Regions from separate parts of the Homo sapiens genome. Here regions 1 and 3 are each linked to region 2. The links are chromatin contacts, found by Hi-C or POLR2A ChIA-PET in ENCODE. All regions are on one chromosome and are shown on one strand. Each heading gives the region's core, a stretch centred on a gene start or an enhancer-like site at or near the end of the contact. The rest is flanking DNA. Distances are from core to core; before and after follow the strand shown. Region 1 holds the start of ZNRD2 (zinc ribbon domain containing 2). Region 2 holds the start of MAP4K2 (mitogen-activated protein kinase kinase kinase kinase 2). Region 3 holds the start of DPF2 (double PHD fingers 2).

Region 1 (3,104 bases), core at 300-2,799, 770 kb after region 2:
TGGATATTGGCCATGATGGTGACATAGTCGGCGCACTGAGGAATTCAGGGTAGGGCTGGGAGCTGGAGACGGTAATAACCTGGGGGTCTGTGCATACAGGCTGGAGTCCAAGAGATGGTTCAGAGACAGTTCCTCTAGTCAGCCTCAGGCTAGGTGCTGTGGCTCTTCGCTGTAATCCCAGCACTTTGGGAGGCTGAGGTGTGAGGATCACTTGAGTCCAGGAGTTGGAGACCAGCCTGGGCAACATGACGAAACCCCATCTCTACAAAAAATACAAACCAAACCAAACAAACACACAAAAAACGGTGGCTCTATTCAGCCTGATAGAAACGACTTGTGGTACAGGCCCTAAGTCAGGTACGCTGCTGCCCAAGAGCCTGACTGGTAGATGGAGATGTGAAAGGGACACAGGGCTCTCCACGTAAGCAGGAGGCAGCAAGAATGACAGTTCCAGGGGTTCTACGTGGAAGGAAGAGGGGGCCAGGAGGAAGGGACTTCAGGTCAGATTGAGGGGGCATGTGCCATCCGGAAGAGGAGAATGTCGATGTAACTGTGAAAGTCCAAGTCCTAGCTGCTTTTCCACTGCCCTGGTGTACAACCTCAGGCCCTGCAGACTGCACATCTGAGGACCCCTGCCTGCCCTGTCTGGCTTCTCTGAATCTAATAAGGGAGAAGATGCGTTTGAAAAAGAACACGGAAGAGGGAGAGAGAAAAAAAGCACCAAGGTCCATGTTCAGAGAGCCCTGGTAATTTTAACTTGCAACTCACCCAAGAAGAGCCTAATGGTCGCAAGAGTATGTAGGAAGGCCCCAACCCGACCCGGCCCAGCACGCAGCACCCAAGGGCGGCTGGAAGCGCAATGCGCGTGCCCAGTACAGCGCTATTCAGTCTGCAGGCTTTTTGAGGATTTCAACTTCAAAGAACGGTCGGCTTCGGGGCGAACTTTGCTTCAGTTCCAGGCCTCGGGAGGCAGCGAGGAGACAGACTGGGACACCGAGCATGCAGAAGGGGAGTGGTCTTGAAATACGCGGAAAGGGAGAATGCACCCCTCCTGGCCAGCCTTGCCGGGCGAAGTGAGAAGTACTGAGGCCTGAGAAGGCTCCACGCGTGCGCAAAGGGCCGCTCGCTGTGATTACTGGGGTGGCGATGGTTGTGATGACGCCGCTGCCCCGCCTGCGCCGAAAGGGAAACCCCAGGGGAGGCGGAGGCCAGCGGGGATTTCTGAAGCCAAGTGGTCCCCTTCATCCACGACGGACAGGAAGGGCGACCCCCTGAGGCCACTTCCAGGTCTTGCGACCGGAGGAGAGTTACCAAGGAGACGCTCCTCCCGAGGCCTCGCGCGTCGGAAGCTTCTGTCCCCTGGATTCCGGTTGACGGACGCGTCCCCCGAGCAGGTTCTCGGTAGCAGCCGACACGCCCCACCCCGGGCACAGCGAGGTCTGAGGACCACGCTAAGGCGTCACGTCCGCCCTGATCCGCGGCAGCTATGGAACGGGCGGAGCCGCAGCGGAGGGCGCTCCGCTTTGACGTCACTTCCTGTGAGCCCGGCGGTGACAACGGCAACATGGCCCTGAACGGAGCTGGTGAGGACCTGGGCGGCAGGGGTTTGTGGCTGTGAGGTACGGGAGGCAGCCCACTCCGGCAAGACCCCCAGTCCCTATGCCTCTCTTCCCCAGAAGTCGACGACTTCTCCTGGGAGCCCCCGACTGAGGCGGAGACGAAGGTGCTGCAGGCGCGACGGGAGCGGCAAGATCGCATCTCCCGGCTCATGGGCGACTATCTGCTGCGCGGTTACCGCATGCTGGGCGAGACGTGTGCGGACTGCGGGGTGAGGCGAGACTCGGGCGAGTGACCGGGGATGGGTCCGCGGGCCAGGCCACTCAGCCCTTCCCCGGCCCTCCCCTCTGGACCCCATTGCCGGCGTCTCATTCCGGCCCCGTGTGCTTTTTGGTCCGTAGACGATCCTCCTCCAAGACAAACAGCGGAAAATCTACTGCGTGGCTTGTCAGGAACTCGACTCAGACGTGGATAAAGATAATCCCGGTAAGAGTAAAAAATAATCCGGGAGAGGGGCCGGATATGCTTAGGGGGGAAGCGTGGTTAAGTGGTGATAGAGGCCCGAGAACAGTAGGGCTGAGAGGTGACAGTGGAGTCTCTGGGTGGGGTAGAAGTAAAATTATTTCTCCTTTAGGCTCTAAAGAGGACCCTTAACTCAATAAGAGCACCAAGCACCTCCTGTGTGCCAGCCACTGCGCGAGAGTCTGAGCTCAACCAGGCCCAGTACTGATGGAGAATTGAAGCTAGGGCATAAATGTGATACAAAGTAGAAAGTGGATGAGTTGCCTTATAGAGGGACAGGGAAAACACCTCAAGCACAGAAAGAGCAGAGCAGAAAAGGAGATGGCTCAGGGCTGAGGTGGGCCAGGCATCCTGACCATTCCACCCACTTTCTCCTCTTTTTAGCTCTGAATGCCCAGGCTGCCCTCTCCCAAGCTCGGGAGCACCAGCTGGCCTCAGCCTCAGAGCTCCCCCTGGGCTCTCGACCTGCGCCCCAGCCCCCAGTACCTCGTCCGGAGCACTGTGAGGGAGCTGCAGCAGGACTCAAGGCAGCCCAGGGGCCACCTGCTCCTGCTGTGCCTCCAAATACAGATGTCATGGCCTGCACACAGACAGCCCTCTTGCAGAAGCTGACCTGGGCCTCTGCTGAACTGGGCTCTAGCACCTCCCTGGAGACTAGCATCCAGCTGTGTGGCCTTATCCGCGCATGTGCGGAGGCCCTGCGCAGCCTGCAGCAGCTACAGCACTAAGAGAAGCCCCTGAGAAAAACCCTCTAGAAAAACAGCTGTTCCTCTGTGTGGTTTGTTTTTTTCCTGGTTCCAAGTGTGCATGCCAGCCCCAGCTCCACTCACCTTTTTCCAGCTTTTGGCCTCTTCACCTCTCCACTCTGCTCTCCTTGACGCCCTGAGATGAGTTGAGCTTGTTTCTTCTCAGTTTCCCCAGTCAGGATGAGGGAGTAGGTAGAGGACTATGTGATGCCCCTTTTCTAAGGAAGAAGCCATAGCCTTTTCAAAGGTAGCAGCCAGAGGGGTGGACCCTAGCCTTGT
Region 2 (2,500 bases), core at 1-2,500:
GCCCCACCCGAGGCACTCCACCCGCCTCCCTGCTGGTCATCTGGGCTCCTGGCCCACAGCTTCTGGAGACCAGAGGTGTGGGCACCTCACAGGCCCAGCTACCTTCAGTGCCTCTCGGCAGACGTAGGCAATCTGCCGCTCCTCCAGGGGCCCAGTGGCTGAAAGGAAAAGGGAGAGGCTGGCTTGGGGGCCCGGGGGTCATGCCCACCCTCCCAGGCTACCGTGTGTGGGAAAAGCAGCAGGCACTGTTAAATGAAAGCGGTGTTGGCCACGTCCCCTCCCAGTTTAGTCTAGGATACTGAACCCAGAGATGGACAGTATTTCTCTCAAGGTCACACAGCCAGGCAGGAGTGGAGAGGAGCCCAAGTCCAGGGCCCAGAGTCCCCTCTGGTACCCCAGTGGGGTAGGGGTGGGGGAAGGCTGGGGCCTGCTGGGGCCTGGAGCCCTGGCCTCACCATGGTAAATCTCCTGCAGGGAGCCCCCTCCGCAGAACTCCATGCAGATCCACAAGCGGTCATTCCTAGGGACAAAGAGCTGGGGTGGGCACAAAGCAGGTCACATGGGGGCTGCCTGGGGCCAGGAGGATAAGGCAGCCTCACCTGAGGTAGCTGCCAATGTAGGCCACCACATTGGGGTGGCGGCACTCACGCAGGATGGTGATTTCCTGCTGGAGGGAGCTGATGTCGTCCCCTGGGAAGCACAAAGCATCATGGGGAAGGCGCGCTGGGGTTGCCCTGACTCAGTGCCCCCATCTGCAAAATGGGCACAGAGTGCCTCCCTCCGGGCCAGGCAGGTGCAGGTGACAGCACCTCCCGGGGCACGCCTCTCAGGGGTCTCGGAAACGTCAACCCTCCGCCCGCACCCCGCGCCCGCGGGCGCTCTGCCCTTCCTCTGGCGCAGAGGCCCGACCCGGGCCCTCACCTGGGTCTAGCTTGACTATCTTCACGGCGGCCAGTTCGGACGTGACCGTGTCGCGGGCCTGCAGGGGCGGAGGGTGAAGCGGGATGGGGGGCGGGGCCGGGGGCTAGATCCTGCCGCGGGGTGCGGGGCTGGCACCCTCCTCCCGGCTCTCCCGCCCGTCCCGTCGCACCTTGTAGACGTCGCCATAGGTCCCGGCCCCCACGCGCTGCAGCAGCTCGAAGCGGTCCCGCGGGTCCTGCAGCGACACATCCCGCAGCAGCGCCATGGCCCGGCGCCGGGCGGGCCGGCAGGCGGGCGGGCGCGAGCTGCGGAGCCGGCGCGGGGCGGCGCGGGGCGGGGCGGGCGCCCGTGGCTCTGAGGCCGCGGGGGCGGGGCTGAGGCCCGGGGGCGGGGCCGCGCCGGGGATGCCCCACCGCCAGTCCGGGAGGAGGCGCCCGCGGGACGGGCCCTCGGCGGCGCGGGGAAGCCCCAAGGCCGGGGCGGAGCCTACGTCCTTCCGCCGCCACTGTCGCTCGCGCTCCACAGGTAGGGAGCGCAAAGTCCCGGGAGCCAGAAGACAGAGGGAAGAGGGGGCGCTCCACTCCCCGCCCCATCCCCAATTTCCCAGATAAACATGGACTTGCGCTTTATATTTTTTTTAACAAAATGTATTCATCTTTCTTGGAACTGAAAAATAAATCTATGTACAAAACAGGAAGAGATCAGGCTCTTGTCACCCACTCCTAACCCTCTGCAGATTTCCTCCGGGATGCTCCGAGATGGGCTGGACCTCTGGGAGGTTCCCAGAGGGTCGGAAGGGAGGTCCTGCTCTGATCCGGGGCCAGTTTCGTCAGGAAGAGGGCGGGGCTCAGGATGCTCATAGGCTGGGGGCGGAGTTTTGTGTCCCAGACTCGGGATACGAAGGAGAGGAAACTAGGATTTCCAAATTCTGGAGCAGGACTGAAGTTATTTGGGGCAGGGAGCTTGGATTCGCAAGATATGGAATTCTGAAGTGCGGAAATATACTCCTAGGGGCTGAGTGGTCCTAGGCTCCCGGGCTGGAGGTGGGACCTGTGCTCCTTGGGTTAAGGGTGAAACCTCAGCTCCTACAAGCTGGGAGGAGCCCTGAGTAACGTTGGTCTGGCTCTAGGTGAGCGGTTCCGAGGAGGAGCTTGGGTTTCTAGGGGCTGGGCCTTTAAAGACTGGTAATTAGGACCCAGCGTGAGGTTTCCATTGGCCGGCTGGGATTCTGGGAGAAGAGACCTATATTCTAACGACTGGGGCAGAGCCCTGGGTTCTGAGCTGGAGAAAATCGTGGGTTTGATACAGACTGTACTCGGGACCGGGAACCTAGGGTTTGGGTAGAGGTGAGGCCTGTCCCCTTTGGGCTGGGGGCAGAACATGGGCTCAGAGTTGGGGGACTAAGGGCGGAGCCTGGGTCCCCACAAGCGGTCCGAAGTCCCCAGTAGTTCAGAGGCCTTTGCGCTGCCGCTTGAGGAAAGACAGAGTGTAGTCACTAGGGGTGGACACTTTCTGCTTCTTCATCTGCACTTGCGACTGTGCCGTGAGTTGCAGCTTGATGGCGCTCGAGTTGATCTTG
Region 3 (3,237 bases), core at 223-2,722, 530 kb after region 2:
ACTCCGTCTCAAAATAAATAAATAAATAAATATAAACAAATAATGTTGTTACGAACATTCTTGTACAGCTTTATTTTTTTTTTTTTGAGACGGAGTCTCGCTCTGTCACCCAGGCTGGAGTGCAGTGGCGCGATCTTGGCTCACTGCAAACTCCGCCTCCCAGGTTCACGCCATTCTCCCACCTCAGCCTCTCCAGTAGCTGGGATTACAGGCGTCCGCCACCATGCCCGGCTAATTTTGTTTTTGTATTTTTAGTAGAGATGGGGTTTCACCATGTTAGCCAGGACGGTCTCGATCTCCTGACCTCGTGATCCGCCCACCGTGGCCTCCCAAAGTGCTGGTATTACAAGCGTGAACCAATGCTCCTGGCCTGTTTTTTTTTGTTTTTTTTTTTTAAGAGACAGGATCTTGCTATGTTGCCCAGGCTGGTCTTGAACCCCTGGGCTCAAGTGATTCTCCCACCTCACCCTCTCAAGTAGCTGGGATTACAGGCATGAGGCATTGCACTCAGCTTCTTGTACAGCTTTCTTGTGTGTATATCCAGGAGTGGACTTTGCTGGGTCATAGGGTATGTGTATTTTCAGCTTTAGTGATTATATTTATATATATATATATATATATACATATGTATATATATACATATGTATATATATGTGTATATATATATATGTATATATGTGTATATATATATGTGTATATATATATGTATATATATTTTTTTTCCTTTTTTTTTTTTTTTTTCTTGAGATGGAGCCTCGCTCTGTTGCCCAGGCTGGAGTGCAGTGATGTGGCTCCAGTGGCTCACTGGAGCCTCAAACTCCTGGGCTCAAGTGATCCTCCCACCTCAGCCTCCCTAGTAGCTGGGATTACAGGCATGCACCACCATGCCCAGCTAATCTTTTTTCTTTTTCTTTTTTTCCTTTATTTATTTATTTATTTATTGAGAAGGAGTCTCGCTCTGTCGCCCAGGCTGGAGTGCAGTGGCGCGATCTCGGCTCACTGCAAACTCCGCCTCCCGGGTTCACGCCATTCTCCTGCCTCAGCCTCCCGAGTAGCTGGGACTACAGGCGCTCGCCACCACACCCGGCTAATTTTTTGTATTTTTAGTAGAGACGGGGTTTCACCGTGTTAGCCAGGATGGTCTCCATGTCCTGACCTCGTGATCCGCCCGCCTCGGCCTCCCAAAGTGCTGGGATTACAGGCGTGAGCCACCGCGCCCGGCCCCGGCTCCTGCTCCTCTAAATATTAGAGGCAAGCCTCGAACCGGAGCTCCGGGATGCATGCCAATCTCCGGTTGCGCCTGCGCGTCGGGCTCCCGTGGGGTCCACGCATTTCCTACCCGGCCCCCGCGAACAGGCGTAAAGCTCTTTCTTCAGTGCTCGCTCTAGTGCGCGCGCCCGGACGGCGCCTGCGCAGAGGGCAAGGAACCTGGTACCCCGGTGCGGTCCCGGCGCCTGCGCGCTGCGGACTGTGGGGCTTCTCGGCCCGAGGCAGAGGAACAGGGAAGATGGCGGCTGTGGTGGAGAATGTAGTGAAGCTGTGAGTGGTCGTTTCTTTCTCTCCTAGGGCGGCAGGTTTTGTAAAGGGCCTGGGAGTAGGGGGCGGTGGGGGAAGGGACTAGGCGGAGAGAGGGACATCCCCGGGAAAGCCATGTTGCGACTCCTGGTGGGGAGGGCAACAGGAGACTCCGGAGAAGACGTTGCGCTTCTTTGGAAACTTGTGGAGGCCCTGGTGGGGGCACACTGGAGCCCCGACGGGCGGCATCCCTGCGGGGCTGTGTGGCCTCAGCGTTCCTCGGGGCTGACGGTTTCCAGAGCATGGCGCCCTGCCTGCACGCGAGACTCACCGTCCCGGTCCTCTCCCGAGACGCCTCAGTCCGGAGGAGCGGGGCCGAGGCCCGGGCGGCCCTACGGCTGGCCCGCCGCCCACCCCGCCCCGTCCCGTCCCGTTCGCTGCAGCAACAGGCTCGGCGGCCCCTGCGGAGTGCACTGCGGGGCTGGCTGTTTCAGTTCCAGGCAGCCCCGTGATGTTTGGGAGGATCTTGGGTGGCAGGTACCTAAGACTACAAATATTCTTGGGAAGAATTTATCGAGGAGCGGATCCAGAAGGGAAGGAACTTCAGGGGAGTGGGCCTTGGCCCCGTCCAGTAGCAGCCATCAAAAACCTGCAACTGGACCGAAGCCGTTCAGGACAGCTTAGCCTAAAGGGGCATCTAGGTGGGCATTCTTCCTATTATACGATACCATTGTGCTGGTCAGATTTCAAGCAAAGTTAAAGTTAATAGCTGTTGGGGCCATGGACGCTGGCCTATGAACTGCTTCCTGTGAGTTAAAGATGCTTTGGGACTTGATTTATTCCTACAGAAGAATCAGAATGAGTTTTAGATTGGGTTAATGCATGGTGGGCGAATAGAGCTTCTTTTAATGGGTATGTTGGGCTTGGTGCAAGGGTGGGAAAATTGAGTGGTGTCTAGCTGTCCAGTCAGGGTTTTTGCATTTTGACTGGATGACGAGGTAAAGGTTCGGTAACTCTTCTAAGGGACTCACAGCTTCTCATCTGTCTTTGTCGTGGCCTGAGCCCCACTCTTCCTAAGAGCCTTTTTAAAGAGTAAGTTGCTTCTCCCTCCTGCCTGAAGCCTTTTCTTTGAGAATGCTTTCCCACTTCCATTAAGCTAAGTGCCTTTCCTCCTCTTGTGGTTTGTTTTTTTTTTTTTTAAGTTGCTTTCTGCTCTATCCTGCTGTCTCTTTCAGCCACCCCTCCTCCCAACGCTATTGTCTTTCTCTCTGATCTGCCCACTCCAGTTTCCCCAGCTCTTTCTTCAGGCTGACATTTTTCTCAATTTAGAAATGACACTGTTGATCTACCATTTATCCAGTTATCCTTCCTGACTCAGATGTTCTTTCTTTGTTTCCCTGCGTCTTTGTTGACTTCCCTCATCCCATTGTAAGGGGATGTTTTACACAGGTTTCTCCAAAAATAAAAAGGAAGATTCTCATTGTACTGGGGGAGTATCAGACTTGCCTAGGTTTTGGGAGTTAAACGTAGTGAGGTTCTTCGTGTTGGAAGATTTTCCTCAGAGAAATAGGGTTGCCAGTGCTTTCAAGTTGTGTCATAAGTGAGGGGTTGCCCATTTAAACAGAGCGTGACATCTTGTTTCTCTTTGAAAAACTGTAGAGATTGTGAGCATCACCAGCCACTAATTCCTGAATGCCAGTAATGAGAAACCAACTCTCTCCT

Evidence for each region. A loop is a pair of places that touch in the nucleus more often than their neighbours do. ChIA-PET counts read pairs that join two places held with the same protein, here RNA polymerase II (POLR2A). Pooled maps may share reads with other maps.
Region 1: a pooled map shows a loop between it and region 2 (11-fold over the local background). The contact joins the promoter of ZNRD2 here to the promoter of MAP4K2 in region 2. A Hi-C loop is called at or near these places in 2 of 37 single-sample maps with no recorded cell type and 6 of 50 pooled maps. POLR2A ChIA-PET finds 5 or more read pairs at or near these places in 4 of 52 experiments (CD4-positive, alpha-beta T cell, CD8-positive, alpha-beta memory T cell, MCF 10A and 1 more).
Region 3: a loop to region 2 is called in a pooled map, with 4 times the contacts of the local background. The contact joins the promoter of DPF2 here to the promoter of MAP4K2 in region 2. A Hi-C loop is called at or near these places in 4 of 50 pooled maps. POLR2A ChIA-PET finds 5 or more read pairs at or near these places in 2 of 52 experiments (H1 and WTC11).

What each region holds. Positions count from the first base shown.
Region 1 is chr11:65,568,928-65,572,031 of GRCh38, forward strand. ZNRD2 (zinc ribbon domain containing 2) reads left to right here and starts at 1,550. Exons shown (of 4, transcript NM_006396.3): 1 at 1,550-1,583; 2 at 1,677-1,828; 3 at 1,959-2,043; 4 at 2,464-2,961. The coding sequence starts at 1,565. The coding sequence ends at 2,807. It overlaps ZNRD2-DT (ZNRD2 divergent transcript), which reads right to left and starts at 1,486. Exons shown (of 1, transcript NR_038923.1): 1 at 293-1,486. RefSeq lists enhancers at 908-1,627, 1,638-1,867.
Region 2 is chr11:64,801,964-64,804,463 of GRCh38, forward strand. MAP4K2 (mitogen-activated protein kinase kinase kinase kinase 2) reads right to left here and starts at 1,251. Exons shown (of 32, transcript NM_004579.5): 1 at 1,091-1,251; 2 at 922-979; 3 at 600-690; 4 at 456-520; 5 at 103-158. The coding sequence starts at 1,186. It overlaps MEN1 (menin 1), which reads right to left. Exons shown (of 10, transcript NM_001370259.2): 10 at 1,553-2,500. The coding sequence ends at 2,371. RefSeq lists silencers at 881-1,060, 1,211-1,390.
Region 3 is chr11:65,332,380-65,335,616 of GRCh38, forward strand. It overlaps DPF2 (double PHD fingers 2), which reads left to right and starts at 1,473. Exons shown (of 11, transcript NM_006268.5): 1 at 1,473-1,539. The coding sequence starts at 1,508. RefSeq lists an enhancer at 1,725-1,774 and a silencer at 1,825-1,914.